3 separate regions of the Mus musculus genome follow, and all the other regions are linked to region 2. The links are chromatin loops, found by intact Hi-C in ENCODE. Cell type or tissue: left cerebral cortex. All regions are shown on one strand. Links, peaks and the distances in the headings refer to the core of each region. The heading gives the core; the rest is flanking DNA.

The links. Peaks named below come from ENCODE experiments on the same cell type or tissue, not always from the same donor. Only the 100,000 strongest peaks of a DNase experiment are listed, where the experiment ranks them.
Region 1: a loop joins it to region 2, with 3 times the contacts of the local background. A loop is called at or near these places in 2 of 42 quality-filtered maps.
Region 3: a loop joins it to region 2, with 4 times the contacts of the local background. A loop is called at or near these places in 2 of 42 quality-filtered maps.

The regions. Positions count from the first base shown.
Region 1 is chrX:81,697,406-81,708,631 of GRCm38, forward strand. It overlaps the pseudogene LOC115489112. Among named protein-coding and RNA genes, the nearest start is that of 4930595M18Rik, 240 kb to the left of the region's middle. In left cerebral cortex, for the core only: no CTCF peak of the experiment used is centred there; a DNase peak (open chromatin) is centred at 6,839; H3K27ac peaks cover 284 bases.
Region 2 is chrX:82,303,399-82,314,624 of GRCm38, forward strand. It overlaps the pseudogene Gm18386. Among named protein-coding and RNA genes, the nearest start is that of Gm24706, 92 kb to the right of the region's middle. In left cerebral cortex, for the core only: no CTCF peak of the experiment used is centred there; DNase peaks (open chromatin) are centred at 6,682, 7,070, 7,606, 7,857 and 1 more place; H3K4me3 peaks cover 1,423 bases; H3K27ac peaks cover 1,403 bases.
Region 3 is chrX:81,710,902-81,722,127 of GRCm38, forward strand. It overlaps the pseudogene LOC115489112. Among named protein-coding and RNA genes, the nearest start is that of 4930595M18Rik, 260 kb to the left of the region's middle. In left cerebral cortex, for the core only: no CTCF peak of the experiment used is centred there; DNase peaks (open chromatin) are centred at 3,132 and 4,955.

The DNA.
Region 1 (11,226 bases), core at 4,346-9,345, 610 kb before region 2:
AACTTTTTAGTTCAATGTCTATTTCTAGTCAATACCAGCTGATTGCTCTCAGTGTGGCTGGACCATGGAATACTTCTCTATTCTGGGCTAAGAGTGCCTTAACAGTATAGATTTCTGTCTTGATTTCCTAAATGTCTTCAATGTACTTTTGAAAACTCTATTTCTTAATTGCTCTGGTATAAGTTGAAGAATTATAATATGTCTAAAAATCTATTTAAAAATTCTGTAAGTAAAATCTAGAAATAAATGTCTTCTACAAAATGATGTATTTTTTTGTGCTGAGAAAGGGAAAATATATTTTATTAAAATATTTCTGTTAAACAATTTCTTTACAATGAAAGTAACTATTTCCTAATTGTATTTGTTGTATTTTTAAAAGAAATTAATGTCTCTATCACTTTCTATCATCATGCTACAATTAGAATTTGCCACTGAGTACTTGCCTAGCTGCCACATATGTAAATTAGTGTACATTTAAAAAAATAGATTTCTAGAACTTGATATTTATTATGCAAAGTTTATCCAAAGTATCTGTTTCTATCATTTTCCTTGATGTAACCAAATATAGTTCTTAATATTTTATGAATAATAAGATGACTGTGATAAGTATTATATCAATTTGACTTTTGATATTTATCCAATTTTTCCAACAAGATGGCCAGTAGCAGTGAGAAATGTCACTGATTATGTAAGTGCACAAGATAGATATAGCACAAAAACAAATTTCAAGACAAACTAACATACTCTGGGATGATTTTAACAGAAATATAAGGTATTTCTTTATTTTGCCTCTGGCTTTCTAATCTCTTCAGAAATGTTAACTGGAAAGAACTTTATATGTATGTGCTTGTTTTGTTTTGTTTGCTCTTCATTCTTTTTTGCTAAGTTGAGTGAAATATACCAAATAAATAACTAGTATAGGCCTTACAGTAAATATATTTGAACTTTCATAATACAAAACACCTTTATATTTTTCATCACAGATGTGTGAGTTTTTATGTATGCAAGATGTATTGGCTTTCCTAAGATGGGAAAATATAAACTGTTTATAAAAAAAGCATCAGTTTATTTTTTTCTCTTTCAACTATAATCACACTTAAACCCCTTATAACCTACAGAGTAAATGAAAGTCAACCTATACCAGAAATCCTTGTAAATAAGAATAATAATTAAAAAAGATAATACAAAACAATCTACTAATAAATATATAACATGTATATATCTCTCATATTCTTTCTTGAATACCATTCCACTATCTGAAAACTGTTGATATAATCTAGATTACTTTGTAATGATTTATTTTATTTTGGTAAATTGTGTTTTGCCTACTTTTATATCTGAATGAAGGAATCAGATACTCTGAGCCAGGAGTTACTGAAAGTATAACAACTTAAAAACAGAATTCTAGGCCTTTAGGCCCAGGCTTGGGAATGTGGCCTTTGTAAAGGTATGTTAATCATAAAACAAATAGTGACATTCCTCCATCCACCCGCTTCCTGGGTTCAAAGAGTGCTCATTCAAAGAAAGTCACCCAGAACCTGCAATGCAAATGTGCTATTGTTAGGGGCTCTTAGAAGCTGTCTTGAGAGTTAACAATTGCCAGGTATTCCTTGTGACTCTTGTAACTTTACACTTCCTTGTGACTCTTAACTGGTATCTTTGGTATCTTCCAACAACGCCCTCCCCACTTCCTTAAGTTGTGATTTCATCCTTTAAATACCCCCTTACCCAGCTACTCCGGGCGCCACGGTCCTCTACCCCTGCGTGGTGTATGACCATGGGCCCAAGAGCGCTCTTGAATAAAAATCTTCTTGCAATTTGCAGCAAGACCCGTTTCTTGTGGGTGATTTTGGGGTGTCACCTCTCCTGAGTCAGAACGTGGGGGAGTCCTCACGTTGTGGGTCTTTCATTACAAACAGTTGTGATCTGCCATGTGGTCTCTTGGAGTCCTCTGGAGGAACAACCACTGCTCTAAATTGTTGAGTGATCACTACATCCCATGATCTAGCATGTTTATCTGTCAGACTAACTCAAGATTTTACAGATAAGTGATTGAAATGTCCTGTAAAATTTTTTAAATTTATTTACTCATTTGTTTATTCATTTTACTTCACTTTTGAGACAGGGTCTTCCTAGCAGACCAAACTGATCCTCCATTCTCTTTATTAATTTAGTTGAGTATGGTTATTACAAGTGAATAACACTTTGTCCAGTTCCCTAGAGTTTATATTTATCTATATGCCTCTATTTGCTATTTCTAATTATCACTTGATATTGTTAAACAAAATAGAATACAACTCTACAGAATCCATTTTCAGACAAATATCATTCCAATCATTTGGAAATAACTCCATTTGCCCTACCATCATCACTACACCCAACAGATTAATCTTTTGTTTGCACATTGGCTTAATGTTATATAAATCTCTGCCTTTTCAAAAAATATCTTCCTTGTAACGACTAGTGTTAATTTCCCACTTGGCAAAATCTATAGTCACCTGGGAAATAAGACACTGTGGATGTCTTGAAGGGATTTTCTTGATTACATTGATTGATATAGAAATAACTTTCTTCACTGTGAGAGGTATCACAAATATGTAATTGGAGTAGAAACTAGTCTGAACATTACTATGCATTAAATCTTTATTCTTTTCTTATGAATTGAACTAATTTGAATAACTGCTTCCAATGTATCATGACTTGATTTTCTTATCACCATGGAATGTAACCTCAAACTGAAGCTAAAATATGCCCCTTGCTCCTTACATAACTCAATGTATTTTGTTATATCAATAAATGAGAAAAAAACATTACATTATTTCTTGTTTAGCTATTCCAATTTTTATGAATTTATCAATATATATCATTATATAGTTGACTCTTTTAATATTATGAGGCATATCATTATGTTTGTTACTGTCAATCTCTTCCTAACAGAATGTTGACACATTTTCATAGCTCTAAAACACTGCATTGCAAACAAATTTCTGCCCTTGATTTTTGTAGATTTGTATAGAGATACGAACATTTTTCTGATAAATGATTATGAACAGTTACTTGGACTAGGCTGACTTGTCTCAGTAAAGTAAATTCAGCTGTAATTAAATCAACTTCTGATTAAACTTACAATACCTTTCATTATATAGGCCAAAAATCAGATGAGTAAAGTACACACACATTTAAAAAGGTTTTCTTTTGGGACTTATTTTAAAACCTATCAGTGGTAGTAAAAACAATTTTCACTTCTTATACTGTTGGATAAAAGGAGACATGAGGCATAAATTTTTATCTTTTTTGTTCAATACCAACAATTATCTGAGGTTCAGACATTCAAATTTGCAGTTAAGAAATGGAGAAAAATAACCACAATTTGAGAGATTTTATTCTATATGTCCATTAAGTAACTAAGAAGGTAATTATCTTAAGATCACCTGACACACTTGGTTGTACTTTATAGAGCAAAACTGTTGTCAGTTCATTTCTATATACAGTGAATAATTTGGACATGTCACATTTTAGCATTTATTGCCCTTCTTGTTTTGTTTTTCTTTAAATTTCACCAGGGAGAGTTTTACCAGGAACTTGTACGTATCATAAAAGTGCTCTAACATTAAACTTCATTCTTATTCTTAGCAAAATGCTACATTGAGGGCCCTGCCTTATCTCTTGGTCAAGAAGGAATACTTTTTTATCTCTCTAGAAATTGAGTAACTCTGTTTTGGCAACACAATTCATAATTTTTGATAGCATACCTAGATACCTTCATCCTATAAAGGTGAAATAATAAATACATGAATAGACTACAAGCTACAAATTTTAAACAAATAACAAGCCGTTGAAAATATTGCATAGGTCAACATATTCTAATTAACATTTTGAACTGGCTGTCTGCACTAACAAATATGCATACTTATTCTGATTCTTAAAATAATCCTTCTTCTTGAGCTTCACATCATCTGTAAATTGTATCTTGGGTATTATGAGTTCTTGGTCTAATACCCACTTATCAGTGAGTGCATACCTTGTTCTTTCATGTTCATGAGTGTTCTTTTGTGACTGAGTTACCTCACTCAAGATGATATTTTCTAGTTCCATCAATTTGCCTAAGAATTTCATGAAGTCATTGTTTTTAATAGCTGAGTAGTATTTCATTGTGTAAATGTACCACATTTTCTGTATCCATTCCTCTGTTGAAGGACAGCATCTGCTGTCACCTAGGTTTTTTATTTTTATATTAGGAAGTTTTATTTATTTTTTTTTACATATAAATGAAGACTGTGATCATCCACTTCTGTATTTGACAGTCACTGGCATAGCCTCACACAAGACAGCTATATCAGGATCCTTTCAGCAAAATCTTTCTGACATATACAATAGTGTTTGCATAGTAGATTGCTATACACATAACCACTAAGTGGTGAAACATAACGATAATATTAATGGATAGTCTTGCTTTGTCATTTGACTATATTTAGAATTAACTAAATCCCAAGCAGGTGGGTATATCTGTGAGGCTTTAATTATTATTTATTTTTATTTTCTTAATTAAATCTTTTGACATGGAAAGACTCACTTTTGATCAAAATTTTTGAGGAAGAAAGATTTACATTTTATCTGTGCCATACTTTCTGGTGGTAGTGTATATAAAAGACATAGAAGAAGGAATATTGCTTCTTGCCTGCTTACACTCACTGGCAATTCTATTCCTTCACTGGCATTAGAGCCTATATTTTTGGAATTCAGTATATATTGAAGATTGAGATGTCCAGCCTCGTGGACTGAACAACTACTAGATTCTTGAATATCTCACACACGTATACACACATAAATATAGATATTGATATAGATATATAGACATATATATTCTTCTATGTTATTACAGATTTTCATACAAGAAGTGCTTCTAAAGCAATAGAAGTACAAGGATGATGCTTTTAAGTAAATGAAATATGCACTATACTATGCAAACACCTATAGTTACTGAAGCTTCTAAAGTAGTTAATAGTAGTTTTATAGTCAATAAAGCCTCTCATAGAAGCCCAGAGAATAATGAAAGGCCATGATATGAGCTATTTTGCATCTATATATAAAGTGACACACAGAGAGAATCATCTTCATTATATTCATCTTTGTGATGAATATAAAAATTTCTAGCATCTCAGAATATGGTAAAGGACAAAAATGAACTCTGTGATAAAACTGACCAACTTCAAATGTGTAGAAATAGTATAATGTGTGTTCTTTTGTAATTGGGTTACCTCACTCAGGATGATATCCTCCAGATGCATCCATGTGCCTAAGAATTTCATGAATTAATTGTTTTTAACTGCTGAGTAGTATTCCATTGTGTAAATGTACCACATTTTCTATGAGCATTTCTCTGTTGAGGGACATCTGGGTTTTTTCCAGATACTGGCTATGATAAATAAGGCTGCTATGAACATAGTGGAGCATGTGTCCTTATTACCAGTTGGAACATCTTCTGGGTATATGCCCAGGAGAGGAATTGCTGGATCTTCAGGTAGTGCTATGTCCAATTTTCTGAGAAACTGCCAGGCTGATTTCCAGAGTGGTTGTGCCATCTTGCAATTTAAGTAGCAATGAAGGAGAGTTCCTCTTTCTCCACATCCTTGCCAGCATCTGCTGTTACCTGCATTTTTGATCTTAGCCATTCTGACTGGTGTGAGGTGGAATCTCAGGGTTGTTTTCATTTGCATTTCCCTGACAATTAAGGATGTTAAACTTTTTTCAGTTGATTCTCAGACATTTGGTATTCCCCAGTTAAGAATTCTTTGTTTAGCTCTGTTCCCCATTTTTAAATAGGGTTTAGCCCTCACTTATAAGTGGATAAATATCAGAAACTTAGAATATCCAAGATACAATTTGTAAAACACATGAAACTCAAGAAGAAGGAAGACAAAAGTGTGGATGCATTGCTCCTTCTTAGAATGGGGAATAAAACACCCATGGAAAGAGTTACAGAGACAAAGTTCAGAGCTGAGGCAGAAGAAAGGACCATTCAGTGACTACCCCACCTGGCGATACATCCCATATACAAGCACCAAACCGAGACACTATTGCAGCTGCAAAAGATTTTGCTGACAGGACCCTGATATAGCTCTCTCTTGTGAGGCTATGCCAGTGCCTCGCAAATACAGAAGTGGATGCCACAGTCATGTATGGGATGAAACACAAATCTTCTATTGAAAGAGGTAGAGAAAGTACCCAAGGAGTTAAAGGGTCTGCCAGCCTATAGGAGTATCAACAATATGAACTAACCAGTACCCCTTATAGCTCTGTCTCTAGTTGCATATGTAGCAGAGGATGGCCTAGATAGTCATCAATGGGAAGAGAGGCCTTTGATCTTGGGAAGATCATATGCCCCAGTACAGGGGAATGCCAGGGCCAGGGAGCAGGAGTGGGTAGTTTTGGGAGCTGGTTGGGGGAGAGGGTATAGGGGGATTTTCAGATAAATATGAAATGTAAATGAAGAAAATATCTAAGAAACAATTAAAAAGAAATAAAATAAAAAAAGAAATATTCTAATGGTTTCTAAGTATACTTTATAAGAGAATCTTGTCTCTCACAATTCCAGAGATCATGTGTAAAATTTAGTTGAAGCCCTCATTATAAGGTTAACTGAATTACAGCTAAAATGCAAGTCTTAATCACAAAAGGTCTACTCAGTTCAAGTAAGGACGTTGATTGGAAAAGAATTGGATCCTGTGACTTGAAATGGGTATGTGTAGGATGATGCTATTGAAGCTGAGAACTGTAAGCATTTTCAAGGGCTTATATAACCTGAGGGGGCTGTCTCTCCACTCTCAGCAGAAGATGTACTCACACCTCCACCCCCAGAAATATTGCCCTTTCTGCCTCAAAGTGAGGAAATTTTTCATTGTCTGCTAAACAAGCAGTGACTTTCTCTGAAGAAATTACCAGGAAAAGAGGTACTACTGTCCCTAAGACCCCACCAATAGTTGCTTCTACACACATAATTGTACTTAATGTAAACCAGGCTCCTAGATGAAAGATACACTACATTATTTAAACACCTAAATTGGCTTGTTAACTCAGTTATGCAGAATTTGGGGGAATGTATATGAAGATAGATTTTAATCATGTACCATAAGGACTGAAAGAATATAAAATTGAATCAGGATGAGTTTAATGATATTGGCCCAGTAAGGGAGTTCTAAGTTAAACCATGTTAAATATCAAAGGTTACATAAATCAAAACAATATCAAAAAGTTTGTTTTAGTGGTTTTCTGAAGCATTTGTCAAAATATGGCCAACCAAAAAAGGAGTTGGAGATTCCTAATATCCATTGTCTTAGTGTTGAAGAAGAGATTATATGGTTTAAGGAAATTACAGTACTAGAGTGGGTACTCAGTACAAAACAAACCCTATACAGTAGGATTTAAAGAGCTTTGTTTTCTCCTGTATGCCAGATCTTAAAGTTGAAGCTATTGGTGCTTTGTTGGATGAATTAAATGTAGTAGGTTAATCTGAGCCCTGACATATCATAACACAGGTAGCACTGAATCACCAAACCTAATTATTAGAGTTGGATGCATAGACAAGGAAACATCCATGATGGTCTAACCCATAAGGGGTGGCGTAGGCAAAGTGACTTGTATAAGTGGTATAAGTCATATGGATATTTGGTATTGGCTAATCAGTCATAGTCTTTCCAGGCATCAAATATATAAGAAGTTTACTGCATGTCTGTTTCATCTGTATAACCAGAAAAAAAAAATGAAGGAAAAGCTACAGTGGATCATGGCAAAAGGCAAACTCAGCCAGTGAATTAATTTCCAGACTTGAGATAGTTTGAAGATCCAGAACTCCTTGAATACAGACAAACTCCCCTGAGGAAGTACTTGATAGAATGCCTAAGATTTTTACTGTTAAAGTTTCTCCAGTCTTTGTCCAGAGGGAACTATGGTCTTTTGTAAGTGTAACTATACTTGGGGAAGGAAACAATCACACTCTCCAGGTTCTGTTATATATTAGATCTGAATTGATCTTAATTCCAGGAGACTCTAAGAAATATTGTGACTCTCCATTTAAAATACAGGCTTATCTAATTCAAGTAATTTTTTTTTTGGTTCCCTGAACTCATTTTGTGTTTATTTCGCTAGTACCAGCATATATATTTGTGGGACCGTGAAAGGTAGCCTGTTTTGGTTTAGTGATATTTGCTCCACAGACCCAGTAGAAAACTCTACAAGGGACAGAACAGTAAACCACATTCTCAGAGACAGATGCCAGACACCACAGAGCCCCCAACTCCATAAATCTGTGACTATCAGTCATCCAGACAAAGACCCAAGCTCCTGGTGTTCTAGCTAGACTCCACCCTCACAGTTACCTGACAATAGCCAGGTATGCTCCTCCAGACAGCTACACTGCAACTGCAAGGTAGCCCAGCCCACTATAAAAGGAGCTGCTTGGCCCCTCCTCTCTCTCTTAAGCTCTCACCTCCCTTACTCTCATCTCTAGCTCTCCTTTTCACCCTCCCTTCCCTCCTTCTCTCCAGTTGGCCATGGCTGGCCCCTCTCTTTCTTTTACCTTCTTTCTCTCTGCCTTTCTACAATAAAGTTCTAAAATCATAGACTGTCTCTGTTCATCAAGGCCACTGTGCTTGAATGATGGAATAGGCTTTCCCCTAAAGAGCTGCATCTAACCTCTCCCCCGAAGGCCTTCCTGAGCTCCAACCATAGACTGGAACAAGGACTCTTGCCTGGATGGGAACCACCCACTAACTCCTCTCCCCCTACCCTCTCCTCTCTTTGGCCCCAGGCATGAATGAGCAGCACCCCCCCCCCCCCCATAGTCTTCACTTTGTTCTCAGCTCTTCCATGACATACAGAAGTGTCTGGGATGTCAGAGATTGAGAACCTGTTATATCTGCCTTCCATGAAGCCCAGAGACCTCAAATTAACCGTGCCCACCCCTCCAGGACTGAGTCCGTAGCTTCACACAGCCAGACACCTACTGGGGCCACGTGGGAAGCATGCAGCAGTCCTTCGCATCTTCCTGCCCCAGCATTGGAACTCTGGCAGGACAGGGGTTCTCTCCTACACTCTTTATTACCCCATGTCTGCTGTCCAACATATATTTAGGGTAGATATACTTAGAAGTTGGCATAATACACAAACTAATTATAACTGACTTGTGAAACAGAGAATCTTATGTTTTCAAAGGCTAAATGGAAAATTCTAGAGTTGCCTACTCCAGGGAGAAAAAAATTGATCAAAAAAACAATATCAGAGAGATGTTTTGGAGGAATTTTTAAAATTAGCACTACTATCAAGAACTTGAAATATGCAGGGGTGGTAGTTCCCAATATATTTCCCTTTAATTCTCTTATCTGGCCAGTGCAGAAGACAGATGGATCATGAAGAATAACTGTTGATTCTCAAAAACTTAATCAAGTAATGATTCCAACAGCAACAGCTTTATGAAACTTAATGTCCTTACTTGAACAGATTAATACATCTCTTGGTAAAAATAGTGCAGTTATTGACCTAGCAAATGTCTTTTTATCAGTAGCTGATCATAAAGACCACCAGAAGTGATTTACATTCAATGGAAAAGGCTACCAGTATCCCTTTACAGTTTTATCTCAATGATAGATCAACTATCTAGCCTTGTGCCATAATATAGTTCAAAGGGATTTTAACCATGTTATTTAACTTTATGACAATGTTATAGTGATTAAACCAAGTGAACAGGAGCTTCTAACCATTTTAGACTAATTGGTAATACATATGTCCATCAAAAGATGGGAAATAAATCTAACTAAAATTCAAAGGTTTTCTCCCTCAGCAAAATATTTAAAAGTCCAGTGGTATGGGCCACACAGATACCTTTATTCTAAAGTAAAAGATACATTATTGAATCTGGCTGCTTCTACCAAAAAGAAAGAATTAGAACATTTTGGGAGACTATTTGGATTCTGGAGACAGCACATTCCTCACTTGGATTTATTATTCTAGCACATATATCAAGTAACTCAGAAATCTATAGTTTTGAGTGGAAACTTGAAGTGAAGCCAACAGACCAGAAGTGGCTTGAAGTTGTACTGGAAGACAGAGACAATGTTTAGAGCCATTCACAGGGTCCAGTAGGTGAATCACTGCAGCGAACTTTGGGATTTTGGAGCAAGGCTCTACCATCATCTAAGGACATTCCATATCCTTTGTAAAACAGTTCTTGTCCAGTCCTATTGACCTACTATTAGACTTTAGTGGATTCTGAATGTTTGACAATGGACCACCAAGGTAACATGTGATCTTAGCTTCCAATAATGAACTGTTGTTATATGGCATGTCAAATCATAATGTAGGACATGAACAGAAACAATCCATTATCAAATGGTAGCAGTATAGACATAAAAAGGCCCTAGCAGGTTACATGTAAATTATATGAAGAAGTTGCCCAAATTTCTATGATCTCTTCTTCCACTACAATGACTTCTAGTGATGAGCATACACCTATTCCCTCATATGATAAGCTTTATCCACTTAGGAAAAGAATAGAGACCCACCTGCTGATGGCCCTGTACATTATATGGCATCACACAGAAGTGGACATTGTAGCATTTCAACCACTTTTGGGAACAACTCTGATACACACCAACAAAGAAAAATCTTCAAAGTAGGCATACCTTTTGTTAGTGAATATGGTCACACACTTTGTTTGGCCAGATTTGTGATTGTTCACTGATACATTGGCTGTAGTCATTGTTTTGTCTGGATGATTAGGACCTTGGGAAAAGCATGAATTTAAAGTTGGCTAGAAAAATATCTGAGAATAAGCATGAGGATGTATCTCTACAAGTGGTGAAAGGATATAAAGTTACTGCTGTGGCTTGTGAATGTGCATCAAAAGGTGTCTTCAGCAAAGGAGGAGTCTAATATCGAATTAGATAGGATGACCTCTTCTCAGAACAGTCAGCCTCTTTCCTTAGGCATGCCTGTCATCTCCAATTGGGCCAATGAAAACAGTGACCATGATGACAGAGACAGAAAATTATGCATAGCCTAAACAACATGGATTTTAACTTGCCAAAACTGACCTGACTGTAACTGCTGTTGATTGCTAAGAGCAGAGACCAATACTGCACCCCAGTTAGGGCACCATTACCTCAGGTACTTAGACAGCAACCTAGTGGCAAATTTACTACATTGGATAACTTCCTCTGTGGAAAAGACAAT
Region 2 (11,226 bases), core at 3,574-8,573:
CAGCACTTAGGAGGAGGCCAAGACAGTAGAACAAGAGAGTTCAAAGTCTTCCTCACTGAGTTTGAACACAGCCTGGGTTGCACAAAAGTCTGTCTCAAAGCAACAATAAAAATGACAAAAATCATTAAAGTTTATTTGATATGTACCAGTCAACACTTTATCTAGTCTACTGGATTTTTATGAGTAGTAGTACATGGTTTAAATGCTTAAAATCCTGAGCTCCGCATTGCTACTGAGTTCATAAATTTAGATTCACTGTACTCTCTACTGCTATCTTCTAAATCATGGCATCTTTAATAAGAAAAAAAAAACTTTGCTTTTAAGTTCCATAGGATTTCCCCAGACCATTCAATAATACCTTACAAATTTGAACCATAATATGCTTTTTAAAGAGAAAAATTGAATGAAAAATTCTCATCTTTGTATTATCTTCTAGAGGATTTTTTTTTAAAAAAATATTTATTGTGCACTATTTTTGGTTCATTGGAAAGTAAATGTGTTGTTATCTATGACTGAAAAGTAAATATATAAATTTAATGTCATTACTCTAAAAATTGTATACTAAATTCTCTCCTAGAATTCTGTGATTGTAAGTTTTAGATATAAACGTAACACAATCTAGAAGTATTTGAGGAGAGAGTTCCAATAAGGGATGGTCTAGATTTGTTTGGTCTTGTATGCATATCTGTGGTACATTGCCATAATTACTTTAATTGATATGGGAAGACTCAACCCACTGTTGCTCACAGTATTCTGTGTTAGTATTCTGAAATGTATAAGAGTGTGAGCTGAGCAGGATTATATTTTTTTCTTTTCCCTTGACTGTTTAGGTGATTTGGTGCTTCAAATTTCTTCTTTGCCTCTTCTACAAAGTTAAACTGTTACCTGAAATTATAAGACAAATAAACACTTCATCCCTTACAGGTTCTTTCGTAGGGCTATTTTTATAACAGTATCAGATTTGAATGTGGCTGATATGACATTTAGTGTCTCCCTGGCTTTGATATTTCATAGAGACATAGAATTTCTTCTTTCTTTTAATTCATCCTTACCTTGGACCTGAAGAACTACATTTGAGGAGGTCAGACAAGTAAACTTAAATGCTAAATAAAAGTCTTATTTTCATAAATACTGTAAAACAAACAACTAATATCCAGTGTCAATATTATATATCTCCTTTCAGGATTTCACCATAGTAAACCATGGGAAAAAATAAGTGAGCCATGTGAAATCTAAGTCAAATTTTCACATCTAAGAAAGAAAGATATCGTTATTAAATTTCTACATTTCAAGATAGTTTATTATGTAGCAAAATACTGCTATGAATTTCAAAATTTAATTTACTCATCAAATATATGAGGAATGATGAAATAATTTGAGAGTAATTTATAATACAGTTTATAATGAATTGCCATCTAGTTATTATCTCTATATGTAATATATACACATGATTATACCTTACGAAAGGTTACATTAAGAAAGGGATACTGAAAAAAGTCCAAAATTGTACATGAGATGTTATAACTCAGCATGCATCTTTTAGAAATACATACATATATTTTGATTTGTGATCAAGTGGTCAATCTCTACATGATCAAAAACTCAGCATAGTTAATATGGCCCCCAAACTGAAGTAATTCAAACTAAGATATTATATTCTATATACCTACAGGCAACTAAATCAAGATATTATATTCTGTATACCTACAGGCAGCTAAATCAATTCAATTATTTTACATACACAGATGTCCAACCATTACCATTTCCCCCCAAATTTAGTCTCACTTGCCAAATCAGAATTCTTTTCATAGCCTCAATTATATAAGATTCCTCTGGTTTGGGGTGAAGGAGAGGTCAAACAGCTCTATATCTCTCTATGACCTGCTAAATAAGTTTCATGATCTCAAATTCTTGACTAGGGATTTGTTCCAATGATAGCACTGATGCTAGTTTTCAGTGCAACATTTAAATTTTGGATTTAATGTTACTAAAAGAAAGAAATATAGAAAACGGGGATGGGTATTAGTTGTAGAGTAAGGAAGAAGAATAATAAATGAGGAGGAGTTGCATAAAACACTTTTTTTAAAAAAAGATATAGGAATCATTATTTTATATTTACCTAAATGACATGTAAGTGTGAATATCTGCATATGTGCATGCATGTGTGCTTGTATCCCACCCACCTATCTGTGTGTGTCTGTGTATGTATGCTCTTTAAATGAATTACCACCAGTTGGGGTAACCAATATTTCTTCCAAAGGTATAGACTATCTAAGTAATCCTCACTAATCAAACATGAAAATTACCTCCTGCAGTTGTTTGTCGGTGGGCTCACAAAACTGTATAAATTATTGCTGCCTTTCTTCATTGCTTCCCAGAAGGAAGTTCAAGGTAAGTCCTTATTACTGAAGACACTGTGCACTTTGGACACAAATCTGGGAAGAAATGAGCTTGATCTGACCCAAAGTGTTCTCCATGAGGAGTAGTTTTCACAAATCTCTAAGTTGTTCTACAAGCATGCAAGAGAGGGAAAAGTGAATAGTCTATCCTAACTCTGATGCATATGAACCACAATAACCACCAGCATGGCAAGATATCCATAATGGTGCAATAATGAATGACACTCATCTCTTGGTAGCAACCAAACATTGTCTAGTTGGGCTTAAATCCATTCAACAGGATTGAAATCATGCCCAGTACAGAAACTTAGGTAAGTACCCTGGGCTAATGAAGTCACAGATCTTAGAAAAGAACCTATTACTGATTTCCTAAAACAGACAGTTTCTAACTGCATTCTGAATACTTATCTTTATCCCACAAATAAATATATCTCTTATCTTTTATCAAAGAATCTTAAAAACCAACAGATATAGCTACTCACAGAAAAATATAGCTAGTCAAAATGCAAAGAAAAAGGGACCGAGGAGTACTCATCTCTGTTTGATACACTGATAGTAAAACTACCAAACCTAAGACTCAGTGAACATTGAGGAAGAGGGGATAGAAAGACTGACAAGTATCAGAGGAACAGGAATTCTGCTTTAAGAGGCACAGGGAAGTGGCACCTATGAAATCTTAATAATATATCTGCTTACCTAAGGCCTAAACAACGTCAACAGACTTGTCTATATAGATGGGGTAAATTACATGAAACCTCTACCCTGAATAAGGAATTACAGGAAATTAACGACTATTGTGAGATGGAGAATTAATTTTCCCCAGAGATAACTCCCCCTAAATGCTTATTCAGTTATAAGTCAGCTCTAAAATTATGCATATAAATGACACTGAAAAGGCTTAGCAACATTAACTACACACATATGCACACATATACAATTATTATGCATATTTATTCACACACACATATATGTTACATGAATAATTAAATAATTAGATGCCATGAACTTAAAAGACAGGAGATCTTACTCAAACTAGTGCATGGGAGTGTTTCTGAGGAGATAGAGTAGGAAGACGAAGACGCTATGTTTAATTTAACTTTTTATGGGTTTGGGGCAGGTTTCGTTGTGGTGGGGAACTTGGACCATCAGTGCCCCTCCTATAACTTCTGCAGTACCTTCATGTTTTCTGACTACAGAATCTGGTTCAGGTGAGATACCTCCCTCTACCTCTGGCATATGCATTTCCAGCACTGCATGTTGCAATAGATAAGTATGGAAAGAAAAGGTTAAGGGTTAGAGGGCTCATCCTCGGGGGTACCCTGGGTCTCAGACTGAACTAGGGATGGAATGTTGGGTTAGTGGGAACCTTCAAGTGGCCCAGGGAAAGTAGGCTATATACATCACCACCTTTCTTGTTGGGGGCCTCTAAACTCTCCTCATTCTCAGGAAGATCAGGGAGTGTGCAGTGGTGAGTTGGGTGAGCACTCATACTCTTGCCCTGAAGGGTTGTGGTACATCTATGAACAAAAGATAGAGCATAATGGTGTGGTCTCACTGTACTGGGACAGGAAGCCACAGTGATCAAACATATTGATCACATATGTATTGGATTTAGGAGGACTCCTCCTCAACCAGTCTATCATCCATCTTCCTACTCTTCCTTTTAGTGGCAAGAGGGCGGATAGTGTTTTGCCAGTGGAAGCTATGGAGTAGTTCTTGCAGGTATCTGAGGAAGTCTTCCTAGCTTCTTCAACCAGACATTCATTGTCCATATAACTCTTCTCCAATAGACCCTGAAAGACAGCATCCAGATAGTTCTAGGCTTTAGGCATGTTCATCTCTTATTGTCTGATTCATCATCTCTTTGTCTGACTAACTGGATCAGGAAGAAGAGGTCAGGTTCAGAAGCTGAGGAGGGAGGTAGAAAGGAAAGATTGAAAGGTAGCCCTAGGTAGCACTAATCATAGGGGCTGAGTACTACAAATAACTAAATATCTTTAAATACTTGAATAAATTACTTATTACCCAATTACAATAGGTGTTGTAAATCTGTAAATGTTATCAGATGGGCTTTTTTCACAAATTTTAGATTCACAGCCTTGCCTGTGTTAACTGAGCAGTTATTTAGTTGTTTGGGAGTTGCTGAGATTTATTTATAAGACATCTCTTTTCTAAAGTCCATAATATCAAATCAAAGGTCAGTCTAATATGTTACATAAAGATATACACTAGTTTTTTTTTTGTAAAACCTTAAGTTTAAATTATTAATTTTAGGAGCCCCAAATGAGCAAAGAAACTAGTGTTTATTCCTGAACACAGAAATTACTCATTGGAGAAGTGTAGTCTTCTTCCTCTTCTAGACCCCTCGGATTGAAATCATGGGGTGCAAACAGGATTTCTAAAATCGATTTTATTACAATACTCACTTTAGGGGTAATAATCTTGAGCACCAAGTAACACGATAGCCTTTCAGATGGTTAGGAACAAAAAAGTTTCAGATTTCAACTTTAATCTTATAGATTATATAGTAGATGCTCAATACCAAAAAAACATTTCCTTTTACCCTAGAGCTCACCCAGCCTGAGGACACACACAATGAGAATGCCTAAATTTAGACCATTCTAGTAGTCAAAAATTTGACACCCCTAAAAAATAAATGTAGAAAGAATAAGGAAATGCTGTGATTCAAATTACCCTTGATTGTGTTGAAACATTTCTTAGAAAATTTGCAGAGCCTATGATCATAATCTAAAAATATACGCTATATTTCTAGTCTTTTAGGGAAAAACGCTTTCTCTGCATCCCTAAAATACATATATTTTCAACTTTGTTTTCTACATTATCTCCAAAAGAAAACTAACAAATAGCCCTGTTGATTCATGAACATCCTTCCATTCAATCAATGGATGTCTCTATATAAATTGATGACAGTACTTAAAACATACATCAAAATTGCTGTTCCTCTTTTTTGCTAAAGGAAACTACATGGAAGTTTATGAGAGTCATAGTTTTAATTTAATGTATGTGTGCTATGTTTCAGAAATTATAGAGACAAATTTTCATTCAGAATTAACATGGTGTTTTGGTTATTTATATTATGTTCATTTTCATGTTGGATACTGTATGATATAAATTGCTTCAGCTACTAATCTAGAATTCTTTGATGTGATATAGTTTAAAGGTCTTTTTTCTTCCTAGTTGAAAATGCATTCAGTGCTAAGTCCCCCAGGTGACCATGGAAAATATTAGCTCAGGAAAATGAACAATATTTAAAATTTCTATGGACCATTCAAGAAGTTATCAGGATATAACTGGCTCAGTGGCAGAGAAGTAGTTTTATAACCTCCCTAACCTCCAAGGTTTTTGAACAGGAATTATTAGGGAGTTGATCTTTTATATTTGTTGAAATAAATAGATCAGTGTGAACTCAGAATAAGAGAGATTGTAGCAGTTTCTTTTCTGCTCCTTGATCATTTGTGCCAGCCAGTTTTCAGGAAGATTTCAAACTAACTTTGAAGATGATTTTAATAGAATAAAATAATGAGCAATATTTCCAGCTACCTAGTCTCTCAGTCTTTAGAAGTCTAGGCAGTTCAGAGGCTCACTTTTAAAATGTTTCCTCTTGTGTAGCTGTAGAGATGCTATACTCAAGTATCCAAATAGTATAGACATTTTACATACATCTTAACTTTTTACATATTATATTTAGCTATACTTTCTTGTTTTATAAAACATTCCAAAAATAGGTTTAAATGCAACTTTAACCTGTTCTTATGTTAGTAGAATTTTACACAGATTATTCTGATTAGATTAATTTAATAATATGCAATCTAATATATCATATTTTTTGTTTTAATTTATTGTACTAGTGATTGAATCTACGGGCTCTCAAATGCTGGGCAAGCATTGTACCACTGTTTTATTTTGAGACAAATTCTAAGTTGCCCAAATGGATCTTGAATTCTGTAGCACAGACAGCCTTTGAAATTCCTATTGTCCTATATCAATCTTCCCCCAAATGCTTAAGTACTTAAGATTAAAGGACTAAACTACCAGGCCTGCTTGCCTATGATAACTCTTATTTCTGAGAGTATACTGAGTTTAGCTGTAACTATGAATGTTTTGTTCAAGTATCCACTGAAATAAAAAAGGACAACATAAGGAGCTCTGAAAACTATTTGTAATCTAAGGCACTATTATGGGGATTGCTGCCCATTGAAATCACCTTGCATCTTGTGCAAATGCTGATGCCCAGGTAAGAGGCCAGGACAACTGGGTGGAACACTGTAAACTTCCCCAGATTATCCAAACTGTGTTGCAATCTTAATGAAAATATAGAGGACAAGAAAATCAGTTGTTTCTGACTCCCTTGCTAAGCATTTCACATAATGTTCTCTTCAATAGACGATATATAGGAATAGGGTTACAGGAATGAAAATGAGAGTTTATGATAAGTTGTTTGTGTCAGGTGAGGAGAGAAAAGAATTGGGATACTAACCAAAGAAGAGCCACTTTTGAAATTTTTTAGAAAATAAAGTCATATGAGCTGTTTATAGTCCAATCTAATTCTAGAATCAGTAGTGGGAGGAAGTGATGGAGGAGGCAGTCAGAGTGAATATACACACTGAAGGAAGAGTGTGGAGCTTTGGTGAAATCGTGTAAGAATATTAATTACCCTCTGCCTAATTTATCTATGCCTGGCCAATGTACTGAGGTCAGTATAAGAAATGGGGTACACACATGTGAATGACCCAGATAGTGAAAGTGAGTGACTCCTCTCCCCAGTGCAGTCATCTTAGTGGCAATGTTAAATCATTCATGGCCTCATGTGCTGCTTTTGGCAAGCAGCTTCCTAATTGCTCCTGTTTTTGCATTGATTCTGCGCAGCGGTGGAAAAGCAAGTCTCCAACTTGCTTGTGGATTTATTGACCACCAGGTCCCTCCTCAGCTTTCACCTTCCAGGCCTCACTCACTCTATTTTAGATCCAGGAGGTGGGGAAAGCACCTGTTTCCTCCTCTCTAAGGATGGGCTGGGCATTTTGACAGAGTCCTCTTTCAACCAACCCACGCCAAGGTGTCTGTGTTTCTGTGTTTTCCAACCGAACTCCCTGCTCCTCCTGCATCCCTATATCTGTGGCTGAGGGATTGGGGAGGAGGAAAATCCTCCCTCAGATGGACAAACCAGATACCCAGCAAGCTACCTTCTGAGAGCGTCCAGCAGACCACAGGAAAACACCCGCCTTCAAAGTTTGGGGCGGGGGTGGGGAATTCCGGGACACTTAATGTGTGGATATGGCTCAGCAAAGAGGTCTGGAAGAGACCCAGGACGATGCTGCGGGGGACAGATTCACCAACGTCATCAAGAGCCGCGCTGGTAGGACCCCTGCTGTCTTGCTTTCTAATGTGGGGGCTATACATGATTCTTTGCTACTCTCCACAAAGGCTGTGCCCTGGAAGTTGGCACATGGTAGAGGAAAGTTATGTGGAGACAAGCAGAGTAGGGACAGTCATCCTGCCCTCGCGCGAGGAGAGGGCGGAGAATCCAGCAGGGCGCATCTGAAGGAGGAGGGAGTGCTGCTCTCCAGGGAAAACAGAAAATAAGTTTTCTTTGTGGGCTAAATACATTTCAGGGGGGTTGTTTTCTTCCGGCTTTTCATAATGTATTTAATCGAGGAAGACACCAGATATCAATTTTGATGTGAGATGGTAACTTGTTTAAAAAATTTAACAGCAAAGCATGACTAGATTGATTTTTAAAGAAACATAGCTTATAGCGTTAGGGAAAGGAGAAGGAAGAGATGCTAAGTTGTGAGAAGATGTCTAGTCTGTGCAAGGGAGTGTGGAGCTAATTCCAGAATGAAGTTTTCCCCCCTATTTATAGCTGTGCTGAAGGAAAATGTCAGAGGGCTAAGTAAGTCTGGAGCAGAACACCATGAATTGAAAATCAGCAAAATAAAGAAGCACAATGAAAAGTCTCAAAGCCTTCCATGCCCCCTTCCCTTGCAGGAAGTTTATTTCATTTGTCATAAATCTTGGGGTACTTGAGATCCTGGCCTAATATGCAAGCACTTGTAAAACAGGGTCGGTCTTTAAAGCTGTAAATACAAGCATCTGTTAAGCTCTCCTTTAAGCATGAAGTTTCACCTGCTGGGATCCTTCCTCTTGCCCTTGGAAACATACCAAATAGCAAGCAGCAAAATAACAAAAAATAAAACAAACAAACAAACAAACAACAAAGCACATTTCTTTGCCTGTATTTCTGGAGAAGGAAAAAGGCAGAACTGTGAATCACTGTGCCTGCTATTGTTGGTTTCTGGGGTAGAGTTAGAAAAAATTAAGGGGGAAATAACAAAAATGAATAAGAAGTATGTGATTTGATGAAATACTACAGAGCAACATAGTTGAGAAGAGGGAAATAACTTTAGTTTTAATTCCAAGCGGTGCTTTTTGGTGATGATGCCTATATGTCATAAAACAGTACTCACAATATTATTTAGAATTTGCAACCACACTAACCTTTTACCCTACCTAATTTATAGTACTATGTTTTAAAAACTGGCACATTTTCTTAATTACAGTTCCATTAGCATATAGCACCTGAGACAATAAGGTCAATTAAATACTCTAAAATAATAGAATGAAATGCATCAAATAGTTTCATGAACTACTTTAAAAGTTACTCAGAAATTTTATTGGACAATAAACATGAATGCATAATTATCTGAAATATGGAGAAAATGCTTATATAAATTGGATATAGACTATTATTGTGAAAAGTAAGTATATTTATTAATCCTAAATGATAATCATAATTATGATTGTGGCACACTTAAACTTGTCAGTGCATAGAAGGTAAAAGAAAATTCTTCAAAAATATATTCTTAGGCTAGATGTAAATTTTGTGTTTGGGAAATAGGTATCTTGTTCTTCATTCATAAAGAAAGTTCAGTGGACCTTTATGTAAGTTTGGATTACATATTTTGGACTACTGTTGAATGACTTTGCAACTGAAATGGTTAAAATTTTTACTTTCTTTAATGGGATGGAAACAGAATTGAAGCTTTTATTTGAAATAAAATGTATTTAGGATCAGTGATAGGTCCAAAATATTTTCTGCTTTTGAAACTAGGCTTTGATCTTTCCCATAAAACCATTCTATGGAGGGTTTAGGAGTGTCTGATGAAAATGGAAGTGAATACTTACTAGAAATATGTTTTGTTTTGAGTCCTTACACAATCAGGGATTTGTTTTATGTTTTTACTATATCTTATTTTGTTTTGTTAATAAGCATAAAGAGTGGCTATTACTAATAAATTATTTTTCTAGCCATTTGCAGCATGACAAAATATAGAAAGTGGTTGAGCACTGATACAAGAAATTATGTGTCCTTAAGCTTACACTACAATCTTCCCTGCTTTTCTTCTGTGCTTCCTTCCTCTTGTCCTTCATTCATTTATATTTTAGGTTGTTTATGGATGTAGAAAATGGCAAGGGAATTTTTTTATTAGAAAACAAGTACATTTTATGTATGGAACTGTTATGTTTCAGTGTTATTCTTGGTAATTGTTTCTAATAAATAAGTGGTCATCTTTAAATGACTTGTAACATGGGAATTATACCGTACATTTATAATAGAACCATGAGATTAATGTTATTTCATGGTCTTTGTTTATTTGATGAAAATCAAAATGTGGAATATTGATTGTATTTTTTTCCATTACATGTAAATATGCTTTAGTTATTTTATCAAATATTTGTGGCTTTAAGTTATCATTTACATTCATGACAACAATATGCATAATGTGAACACTGATCATGAGAAGTCTGCTGGAAAAAATGAATGTGCCAATATAGAAATTTGATTCCTTCAGAAAATAAATTTCAGGTATCTTACATATAAAACTTTAACATTCAAAAGCATCTGAGTATAGTGCATTTACATTCCTTATGTCTTATTTGAATACTCCGGTAATTCTAGGATCTTGATAACTTATTGATTTGGCATGTTTTTCATTTAATAGAAATACTGCTGTGTAACATAAACAGCCCTGTGCTAACAATTTTTTATAAAGCAAGTTGTAAACTTAACTGGCCCAGATTCCACTTAACATATTTTTCTGCTTTACATTTATTTTCCATCTCTCATACTATATGTTATATTTATATAGTATAATAATATTAATATATAAGCAACTGAATAAAGTATACCTGTGAGCTTGCATCATGAAAGACTTTTAGCCTGTTGGACATGGAATTAAATTCAGGTATTTTAATCAGAGGAGAGTGTTTTAAGTAGCTACTCTTTAATGGAGAAGTATCTGGTGATAAATTTTACATTGATAAGCTTTCATTTCATTCCACATTTCAAATGTAGAAAATTGTTACATCAAAAGTTCAATAAATTTTATTTTGTCCATAATGATTTTAAGAGAATAATATAAAAATAAGATACAGAGATAAAATGATTCCCAAACATCCTAGTAGGCTTTAAGAATAAAAACAAAAGGTAGTTTAAAATGTTTCAGTTTGAACTAATTCAGTTGAATTATACCCCTACAGTATTACACTACTAACTGCTCTATGTTTTCAGAATGAGGTAATCATCAAAGTAGCCAAGATACTTGGAATTTTGCAAGATGAAAATGGACAATAAATACAAATCCAGTTTGATTATTCTTTCATAAGTTCTACTTATTTAATTTAGAAACATTTCTTTCCAGAACAATTCAGTATTTAGAGAGACAGTCTGGCAGTGAATCCCTTACCTATCCATCACAGAAAACTATATGCTCATACATTATGAATCCATGCCATAATACATTGGACC
Region 3 (11,226 bases), core at 291-5,290, 600 kb before region 2:
GTATTCTACTCAAACACACTCTCCCTTCAGAAATAAGTGTCTCTGAATGTATGAGATAACAAATTTAAGAAAGCATCTAAGAGTCATGTAAGACTAAGGAAAAATTAGAACCAGAGACATAAATATGAATTTATAAATAACAAACTGTAGGTAGGATGATTGTTTTCATCACTCCCTCAATGATGTAGAGCACAATTAAGCTTTCTAGAATATTGTTTTTGTGCTTTTCTATATTACTGTAATATATTTTACTCCTGCTCATTTCTTTATAATCATCTAGAAGATTTTGGATGTTATCAAAATTATTAATTCTTTCCAAGACTATGTAAATATTTGTCAAAAAAGCACAAACTGCTAAATGTAACTGTATTTTGAGTTTTTTTAAACACTGCACAGTTTAATATTATCTAGACTAGCTTTTGAATTTTCAGAACATTAGAAGCTTAAACAGTGACTTAAAAGAAAATCTTCTACCCTTTACATTAATGGTTACCATCATGACTGTCTATTATTAATTGTTAAGACAGATGTTTTAGGATGAAAATTTCACTGTTTTGATGTTAGGAACAAGTTAAATTTCAAACTATCTAATATGTGTTTTGTGAGTCAGTCACGTAATTTGGTACATGTAGTACCACTAGTTCCACAGATGCAACACTGTTTTTATAATCCAAGTAAGAAAAAAGTGTGTGTGTGTGTGTGTGTATTTATATACTTGTATGTATGAAAGAGAGTGAATGGAGGGGATAAAACTGTTACATGTAGGGTTGATAGATTGAGCATAACCTGAAAGCTCATATATTTGAAAACTGGTTCCCCAGTAGGTGTTTATGCACAATCACAATGTATAGTCTTGATGAAGAAGGTATGTCACTGTGGGTGGGCTTTGAAGTTTCAAAATCCAACTGTACTCCAGTGCATTCTCTGCTACTTACTTGCCAATGGATCAAGAGATATGAGCTCTCAGCTGCTGCTAGAACAACTGAGGTTATGATTTTGTTACACCATCATAGAGTCTAATCTTTTGAAACTTTAAGAAGAGTTAAACTCTGTCTTACACAACTTGCTCTGGTCATGTTTCATCACACCAATAGGTGTATGTAATACCTGGTGCCATGTTTTTCTGAATTTTCATGGTTTGTAAAATTTCTACTTTGCAAAGAAATAAATACAGAAACATATTTGCTGAAACTCAAACTGACAAAGAAAATTATAAGGATTGATACATAATGATAACTCTGACTTACCTGGAAGTATGGGTTACCAAGTATTCTTATAACAAATACAGTAGGACTAAGTAAACTGAAAGACAGATGACAATATCATACTTTTAAATAAGGTTTTAAATTAAGAGGGATTAGGGTCAACAGAATCTGAGGATAAAACAGAAAAGATGGCCTCAAATAAAAGGGTATGTGTTCGTAGTGATTGTTTTTAATCTTTATTCAATTGGGGAAAGCTAATAAAAAACTGAAAGGAGATTAAGCAGAAAAATCTAAAGTTTTAAGCAATATGTATAACTCACTAGAAGACTAGAAGCACATAAGACTTATAAAATAATATTACATTAATAAATACAGAGGAAAAATATTTTAAGATTCTCTACATAATGAAATCAAGATATTTCAGAAATAAAGTATTATTAGAACGCAACAATTATTTAAATTAAACAATGGTTCCTTTTCTCAGGAACAGGACATTTCACAGTGTAAGTATACTAGGTCAAACTCTCTGAAAGTGTTTCTTGAACACTATTGTTATCTTGTTCCACTGATCATCTACATCTTTGCTCGCTATACTAGTCTTTAGTATATAGCCCATGGTTGTCTCAAATGTACAAACCCACTGCTGGAACCTAGGAGGTGCAGGAGTTACATCTGTATATCACATTGTCTAACCCTAAAATCTAACCATTATCCATAACTGTGTTAGACATTGAAATTTAAGAAGCTGTCAGATTTAATCCATAAGTTTATACTGTTTTTTATCACAATTGTACTAAACATACAACAAAGGCAAAGGTAAATATATTTTAATGTGTCCAAAGGAACATATGCTGCAATAAAATAGATTAATTTTTTTGAGAAATCCATCTGACAAATATATTGAGAAAAATACGTTCAAGGTTTTTTATAAAATTATTGAATCTGACTCATGATGTGGTATTCTGATTTATACTTTAAACACAGTTTTTCCTAAAATGTTAATTATGTATTTAAGGGAACACATATTATCTGTACAAATTATAACAGGAAAAAGGTACCAATAATCTCCTGATTTTTTGTGTAACTCTAAGCAGTTGGTATAACTTTCTCTGTTGTACAGAAATTTGTCACAATATCAGGATATTATAATCTTGTAAATTCATATATATATAGTATTGCTAGTGATCTGAGGCCATTTAAAGTACTCTCAGGGGTATAATTTACATTTGATTTCTCTTCTAAAATTGTATATACAATTATCTAATTAGAGATAAGATTTTATATGACTATCATTAAGCTGAAAGTTGATATTTCAGCACAATTAAAATGGAGAAATCTGAGAAAGTACTTTTTAAAATAAAATCTAATAGTTTGTTACTATATAATTTCCCCATTTATTTGGTTTTACTCTTTAGTTATTAGTTGATACATTATATTAATTTACAGGAAAATAGTCACAATGAATAGAGAAGAAAAATATTACCCTCTTAACTCTAATTGAGTAGTAATTAAAATTAATTTCCACAGGAAGTTGAAATATTTATTTTGAGAAGTACTGTTTTATATTTTATGGTTCTATATCAGGTTACATAATACCTTTACTCATGTAGTACTTTTCTCATTGTTGTGAGAAAATACCTGACAGTATCAGTGAAGGGCAGAAGGACTTATTCTGTTTCATAGTTTAAGAACAAACACATTTTATTTTGTATTAACAGCATTGTAGCAGGAGCATGAGACAGTTGGCATTATCCTGCCTGCAGAGAAGAAGCAGAGAGATTGATATTGATGCTTATGTAGTTTCCACATTTCTACCTTCTTATTCAGTTTGTACCTCAGATCATAGGACAGAGCCAGCCACATTCAGCATGAGGCTTCCTTTCTCAGTTAAACCTCTTTGAAAATGCTCTTCCAGATACACAGCTGTGTTTTCTAAGTGACTCTAAGTCACTTAGGTTGGAAATAAGCAAGAATGATCTGAACAAGCATATGGAACTAAAAAAGGAAAAGGCTAAAAATCCTCAAAACTATACAAAGGCAACTGAATGAGGCTAGGAATGGGAGAGATGTCTTTTTATAAGGAAATGCATACCAATTGTTTGCCCAGTGCCAAATGGTCAGTCCTTAATAGAACATTCAAGTAATATATGTATTCAAGAGGCTATATTTGGGAATATATATATATATTCATAGATTTTGAATGCAATCTGGGAGATGTATGTAGGAGTACTTATAGGTAGGAAAGGAAAGGGAGAAATGTCATTATGAGAATGCAATCCTAAAATGCTAGTAAGAACAATGAAAATAATGATTAAATAACATACTTTACATTTTGAGAGGTTTCCAATGTCAACGTTTGCCCTCACTGCATTATATAGATAGTCACAGTTCAAAAGACTCAAGGAATTATTAACATCATTTCTAAATTTGTATTCTAGAATTAAAAGGCTTCATTATACCACAAAAAGCTAAAAATGTTTGTCCTTTCTTTTACTTTGAAGACAGTGTTACATTGGTATTAATTCGGATAATTGTGTTTAGCTTTTCACTTATTTAAATATTCGATGTATATTGCAAAATAATGTAATAAAACTAGTATTTGAATCAAGCTAAAGATGAGAACTCATAGAATTTGTCTGGGCTGAGTCTCTAGGCTCAATTCTTATTACCACCAAAATGTCATTCATTTTATTATTTGAATATCTAAAATCTACATCGTAATCCAAAAGTATAATAGATAAACATAACAAAATCTATTGTGGAACACAACAATAAAAGGACACCTACCACATGTTTTCCTTCAAAGAAAACAGTCTCAGAGATTTCTTTAATGACACAATTTGCTTTTCCTTAAGATACCTTAAATTTTTGCTAAATTCATACATGCATCCAGTGTATTTTTCTTGTGTATAAATTTTGTAGCAACAAAGTGCACTGAATTTTCAAATGGATGAAATAAAGGAAAAGACAGGTTAACATTTCAAAGGGGGCTTTGAAAATTAAATTTGAAAATTTAAATGTCATAAAGCAATAAAGAAATTTGAAATTTTAAAAGGAAGCCTAGGATTATGTTATTATTAGACTAGTTTTCTTCAATAAGGCATGACTAAAATTAAAAATATTAAATGTACACGCAGATGGGTTGTGATGATAGAAAGAAAAAATGGAATGCTTTCTAATGATTTAAATGGATAATGAAGTGATCAATCTTTATTTAAGAGGGTCTATGTTTTTCGCAAATTTTTTTATTACGTATTTTCCTCATTTACATTTCCAATGCTATCCCAAAGGTCCCCCACACCCTCCCCCCCCCACTCCCCTACCCACCCATTCCCATTTTTTGGCCCTGGCGTTCCCCTGTACTGGGGCATATAAAGTTTGCCTGTCCAATGGGCATCTCTTTCCAGTGATGGACGACTAGGCCATCTTCTGATACATATGCAGCTAGAGTCAAGAGCTCCGGGGTACTGGTTAGTTCATAATGTTGCACCTACAGGTTTGCAGATTTTTTTTCTGGGAAATTGTGTTGTGTATGTCATAAAACCCTTAGAGGATATGATTAAACTGTGATGAAGCAAAGTTGGCTGGAACTTTTGTGAAAAGTTACAGCCTATATTTTGCATTTATATTCAGACACGAAATTTCCACGCTGATTATCTTCTCTATCTTCATTCTAGGTAATTTCTTTCATTGTGCCCACCATCTTTTCATGCTGATCATTTTCACATAACAAGCTGCCAAGCAACCCTTGTGACCCACATGATTATTTTGACTGTATTACCATTCTGTGAAGTTTATTATATAATTGGTTCAGCTGTCGCTTGCAGAGCAGATTTTGAAGATGGAATTATTGACTCAGTCATGTCACAGTCTGCACATATGCAGACATAAGCCTATGAATAGTTCATCTCACCCCACCCTCCCATGAATCCCACATTATTTATTTTCTCCTATTTATAGTGCAGAGAGGAGCAGGCAGATACCATCTGGAAGAAGATACAATGTTTTAAGATTAAAATGTCATTCATAATGAATTTTATAAATAATAATGACAAAACTACATATTGTTTGCATTTTTATATTAAAAAAACCTTAAAACAGTATAATTTATTCTCAGTTCATTTTTTTACACTAACATATATATATTTTAATCCCATTTTTTCATTTTTCATTAAGATTATCATAATTTTCACTATAAGTTTTTCAAAGATAAATATAAACAGGGAGTATATAACTAGAATAATGTATATTATTCTTACATTTTCATAATTAAAACCTTATTTTTAAATTGTCATTGTTTATGCTAAGTCACAATTTAATTCATTACATCCTATATTTTCTGACTATGATATGAATTATTTTTTGTAAGTCTAGAAAGGTGGCTAAAAACTTAAGAGCATTGGATGGTCTTCCACAGGACCTGGGTTTGATTCCCAACAGACACATGGTTATAAATAATTCTCTGTAACTCCAATCACAAAAGATCAGATACTTTCTTATTGCCTATTTCAACTATAAAGCATACACAGTGTTCACACATATACATGCAAAAAAAGCACCCCTACAACAAAAATAAAAATTATTTTTAAACTTTATCTTTTTAAAATTTAAGGATTGTTTTATCCCTTAGGCCAACTAAGTTTACAACTTTATATTTTAACATTTTTCAAGGAGATAGGAAGAAAAGACGATTATAACTTTATATTCATATTTTATTAAATATCAAATTACCTAAAGGAAGAAGTTATCCATAAATGTTAATAAGGAAGTATATATCTTTGCCTTATTAACTGTTCCCCTTACTCTAACATGGCTGCTGTGCCTATAATCAAAGTGAAGATTGATGTGGCTATAGATACAGTGATAATTACAACTATAATAAACAAAGAGTTTTCCATTCACATGAGATATCAAGTGTGGTGAGCAGGTGTGGCGGTAGTCCCAAGATGGCGCCCAGGACTGCAGCCAAGTCTTATGACTTGCACCTGACTTCCTCATACACCTGAAAATATGCCACGTCCATTGTGAGAGCTGCACAGGCACACCATGACACAAGATCAGGCCATTTGACAAAGGCCAATGAACTGAGATTACATGGACTGGGCTGATTGGGGCGTGGTTGAGGGGTTATATAAAGGATTGCGATTGGGGGCTAGAGAAAGATTCCTGGTTGCATGTTGAATGTTCCTGAATAAACTGCTTTAAGAAGAAAGCTGTGTCATGGCTCTTTTCTGCTGATCGGTGATAGAAGCAACATTCAAGCATCCTAATAACTGTTCCTTTCTATGAGAACATACACTCTCTTCCTTCAAAGCTTGAGGGTTTTTTTTTTGTTGTTGTTGTTGTTGTTGTTGTTGTTGTTTTTGTTTTATTTGTTTGTTTGGGTTTTTTTTGTTGTTGTTGTTGCTGCTGTTGTTGGTTTTTTGTTTGTTTGTTTGTTTGTTTGTTTTTTCGAGACAGGGTTTCTCTGTGTATCCCTGGCTGTCCTGGAACTCACTTTGTAGACCAGGCTGGCCTCGAACTCAGAAATCCGCCTGCCTCTGCCTCCCGAGTGCTGGGATTAAAGGTGTGCACCACTATGCCCGGCTAAAGCTTGAGTTTCTAATTGTAGATACATACTATTCCAAACTATAGTCTTACAATTAATCTAAAATATGTATAACTCTACAAAATGTTACTGAACTTATTATGTTACTGAGATTCACTAGTGCCAGTAATGTAATTGTGCCTGAGTCATTCCAGATAAAAGCATCACAAGAAAAATATAAATGATGGAAGATTTTTTTTTATTGACCTGTATCTGTGAGTCTCTTTTAACAAGGACATTTACTTTTTTATTGGTTATTTTTTCATTACATTTCAAATGTTGTCCCTTTCCCAATTTCCCTCTGTAAGCCCTTGTCCCTTCTAGCCTCCCCCTGTCTCTATGAGAGTGCTCCCCCACCTGACCACCCACCCACTCTCTCCTCAATGTTCAAGTATCACCATATGCTGGGGCATCGAGCCTCACAGGACCGAGGGGTCTCCTCCCATTGATTCCAGATAAGGCAATCCTCTGCTACACATGAAACTGGAACCAAGTGTCCCTCCATGTGTAACCTTTGGTTGGTAGTTTAGTCCCTGGGAGCTATGTGGATTCCAGTTCGTTGATATTGTTGTTCTTCCTATGGTGTTGTAACCAACTTCGGCACTTTAGTAATTCTCCTAACTCTTCCATTGGGATGTTTGTGCTCAGCCCAATGGTTGGCTACATGCACCTGCATCTGTATTGGTCTGGTGCTGGCAGAGTCTCTCAGGTGACAGCTATACCAGGCTCCTGTCAGTGATTACTTCTTGGAATCAGCAATAGTGTCTGAGTTTGGTGTATGCACATGGTGTGGATCCGTATGTGAGGCAGTCTCTGGATAATCTTTCCTTCAGTCTCTGCTCCAAGTTTTGTCCCGGTAACTCCTTTGGAAAGGAACAATTCTGGATTTTTATTTAGATGGGTAGGTGGCCCCAACCCTCAACCAGGGTCAGTGCCTATCTTCTGGATCTGGTCTCTACTGGTTCTATTTACCCTTTGTTGGGTATTTATGCTAATATCATTTGTGTTTGGTCCGTTGGACATCTTGATTTCCTGGTATCTGGAACTTTCTAGTGGATACACCCAGTTACCCATCTGTACTGGCTAGTTTTGTGTCAACTTGACACAGCTGGAGTTATCACAGAGAAAGGAGCTTCAGTTGAGGAAATGCCTCCATGAGATCCAACTGTAAGGCATTTTCTCAATTAGTGATCAAGGGGGAAAGGCCCCTTGTGGGTGGGACCATCTCTGGGCTGGTAGTCTTGGGTTTTATAAGAGAGCAGGCTGAGTAAGCCAGGAGAAGCAAGCCAGTAAAGAGCATCCCTCCATGGCCTCTGCATCAGCTCCTGCTTTCTGACCTGCTTGAGTTCCAGTCCTGCATCCTTTGGTGATCAACAGCAGTATGGAAAAGTAAGCCGAATAAACCCCTTCCTCCCCAACTTGCTTCTTGGTCATGATGTTTGTACAGGAATAGAAACCCTGACTAAGACAAATTGGTACCAGCAGAGTGGGGTATTCCTGTGACAGTCTGACCATGTTTTGGGGAGGACTGTGGAAGGACTTTGGAACTTTGGGCTTGAAGATCCATCCATTGTTAAGAGCTCTGTCAGATGTTGTGTAGGAGCTTGGAAGATAATGTTGAGAACACCGCAGAAGATGGAGCTCTGGTTTGTGAAATTTCAGAGGGAAAATTAAAGACTCTTTTCAGGGCCATTGCTGTTTTGATTGTGAAGATTCTGTAGTTCTGGTTAGCTGGGGCTGAAGAATCAGCTGTGATTAACAAGATACCAGAACTGCCAAAGCAAAAACTTTGCATTACTGGGACTATTGATGCTGGTTAGCTGGAGCTAAGAAATTAGCGGTGACCAGCATCATTGAGGTGACGTCTTCTGGGAAGTGTTTTGTGAAAGCATAAAGAGGCTGTGTTTCAGAGATGGTCAAGGTTGTACTCCTGCTGCAGCGGGACTTGGTAATATGTAAGGGTCACCCAGGTGGTACTGGTTTTGAAGGCATGAAGGGGTCACGCAAAGTAGCTGAGGCTCGGTACTATGAGAGGCCATGGAAGGCCATTGGTGAAGGTGCAGCCTCAGTTGCAATTGAAGGCCCAGGACTGAAGGGGTCATGCAGTGTTTTGGAGATGCCAGTACCATGAGATGACCACCAAGAGCAACAGCAGCAGTGGGGTACAGGCATCTGGAGCCTAGAGGATGATGTGTGTGCTACAAAGGGCATGGCTGGAGAAGTGACCCAAGCCCTTGGAGGAGCCCAGAAGATCGTGAGTTGGATCCCAGACATTGGACAGTTGGAGATTGACTTTTGCTTTTGATTGTGACTGTGCCCTGATATTTTCCCTCTTGAAGGAAGAAACTGCTTTAGTGGAGCCCACAGTTAAGAGACTTTGGATTTTAAAAAAGATGGATATTTTAAGAGATTGAAATTTTAAGAATATGTAAAGGCTGTGGGACTTTTAAAGTTATTTAGATCTTGGGGATGAATAAGATTGTAAGGGTTGAGGCTTACTAGTGATGTTTTTGTGTGTCAAGTTGACAAGGGGTCAATTATACTGGCTAGTTTTGTGTCAACTTGACACAGCTGGAGTTATCACAGAGAAAGGAGCTTCAGTTGAGGAAATGCCTCCATGAGATCCAACTGTAAGGCATTTTCTCAATTAGTGATCAAGGGGGAAAGGCCCCTTGTGGGTGGGACCATCTCTGGGCTGGTAGTCTTGGTTCTATAAGAGAGCAGGCTGAGCAAGCCAGGGGAAGCAAGCCAGTAAAGAACATCCCTCCATGACCTCTGCATCAGCTCCTGCTTCCTGACCTGCTTGAGTTCCAGTCCTGCATCCTTTGGTGATCAACAGCAGTATGGAAAAGTAAGCCGAATAAACCCCTTCCTCCCCAACTTGCTTCTTGGTCATGATGTTTGTACAGGAATAGAAACCCTGACTAAGACACCATCCCCCTACCTCTCTACAGCTCCATTCAATTTCTTGACACTCCATACATCTCTCCCTACTCCCCACATCTACTCCCACAACTGATCATGCCTCCCCCTTTTCCCTTCTCCTCCTTTTTTCCTCCCAGGCATCTCCATCCCTCTATCTCCTGTAATTATTTTGTTCCTGGTTTTAAGTAGTACTGAGGCATCCACATTTGATTGTCCTTCTTCTTGAGCTGCGTATGATCTATGCTTTCTATCTTGGATATTCCAAACTTTTTGCCCAATATCCACTTATCAGTAAGTACATACCACGTGTGTTCTTATGTGACTGGGTTACCTCACTCAGGTTTATATTTTCTAGTTCCATCCACTTGCCTGTGAATTTCATTGCTTTTAATAGTGGGGTAGTACTCCATTGTGTAAATGTACCACATTTTGTCTAGTCATTCTTCTATTGAGGGACATCTGGGTTGTTTCCAACTTCTAGATATTATAAATGAGGCTGTTATTAACATAGTGGTTCATATGACATAGTTATATGTTGGAGAATGTTTTGGGTTAATGCCCAGTAATGATATAGCTGGGATTTCGGGTACAATTAATTCTATTTTTTTTTTTTTTTGTGGAAGCACAAGACTGATTTCCAGAGTGATTGTACTAGTTTTCAATTCCACCCCTAATTCAGGAGAGTTTCTCTTCTCCACATTCTCACCAGCATCTGCTCTTACCTGAATTTTTTATCTTAGCCATTCTGACTGGTGTGAGGTGGAATCTCAGGGTTGTTTGGATTTGAATTTCCCTGGTGACTAAGGATGTTGGACATTTCTTTAAGTGTTACTGAGCCATGTGAAAACTCTCAGTTGAGAGTGTTTTGTTTTGTGGGGAGCCGCCCTCACATTCGCCTTTACAAGATGGCGCTGACATCCTGTGTTCTAAGTGGTATACAAATAATCTGCGCATGTGCCAAGGGTAGTTCTCCACTCCATGTGCTCTGCCTTCCCCGTGATGTCTAGGCTGATGGGCTGCAGCCAATCAGGGAGTGACACGTCCTAGGCGGAGGAAAATTCTCCTTAAAAGGGACAGGGTTTTGCCATTCTCTCTCTTGCTCTTGCTCTCTTGCTCCTGAAGATGTAAGCAATAAAGCTTTTGCCACAGAAGATTCCGGTTTGTTGCGTCTCTCCTGGCCGGTTGCGAGAACGCGTGTAAGATTGTTTTTTTTTTTTTTTTTTTTTTTGCTCTGTATTGAATTTTTAATAGGGTTATTTGGTATTTGGTTCTTCAGAGTGTAACATCATGAGATCTTTGTATATATTGAATATTAACCCTTTATCAGAGCCATGTGAAAACTCAGTTGAAAGTGGGTTTGTTTGTTTGTTTGTTTGTTTGGGTTTTTTGTTTTGTTTTGTTTTGTGTTTTGTGTTTTGTGTTTTGTGTTTTGTGTTTTGTGTTTTGTGTTTTGTGTTTTGTGTTTTGTGTTTTGTGTTTTGTGTTTTGTGTTTTGTGTTTTGTTTTTTG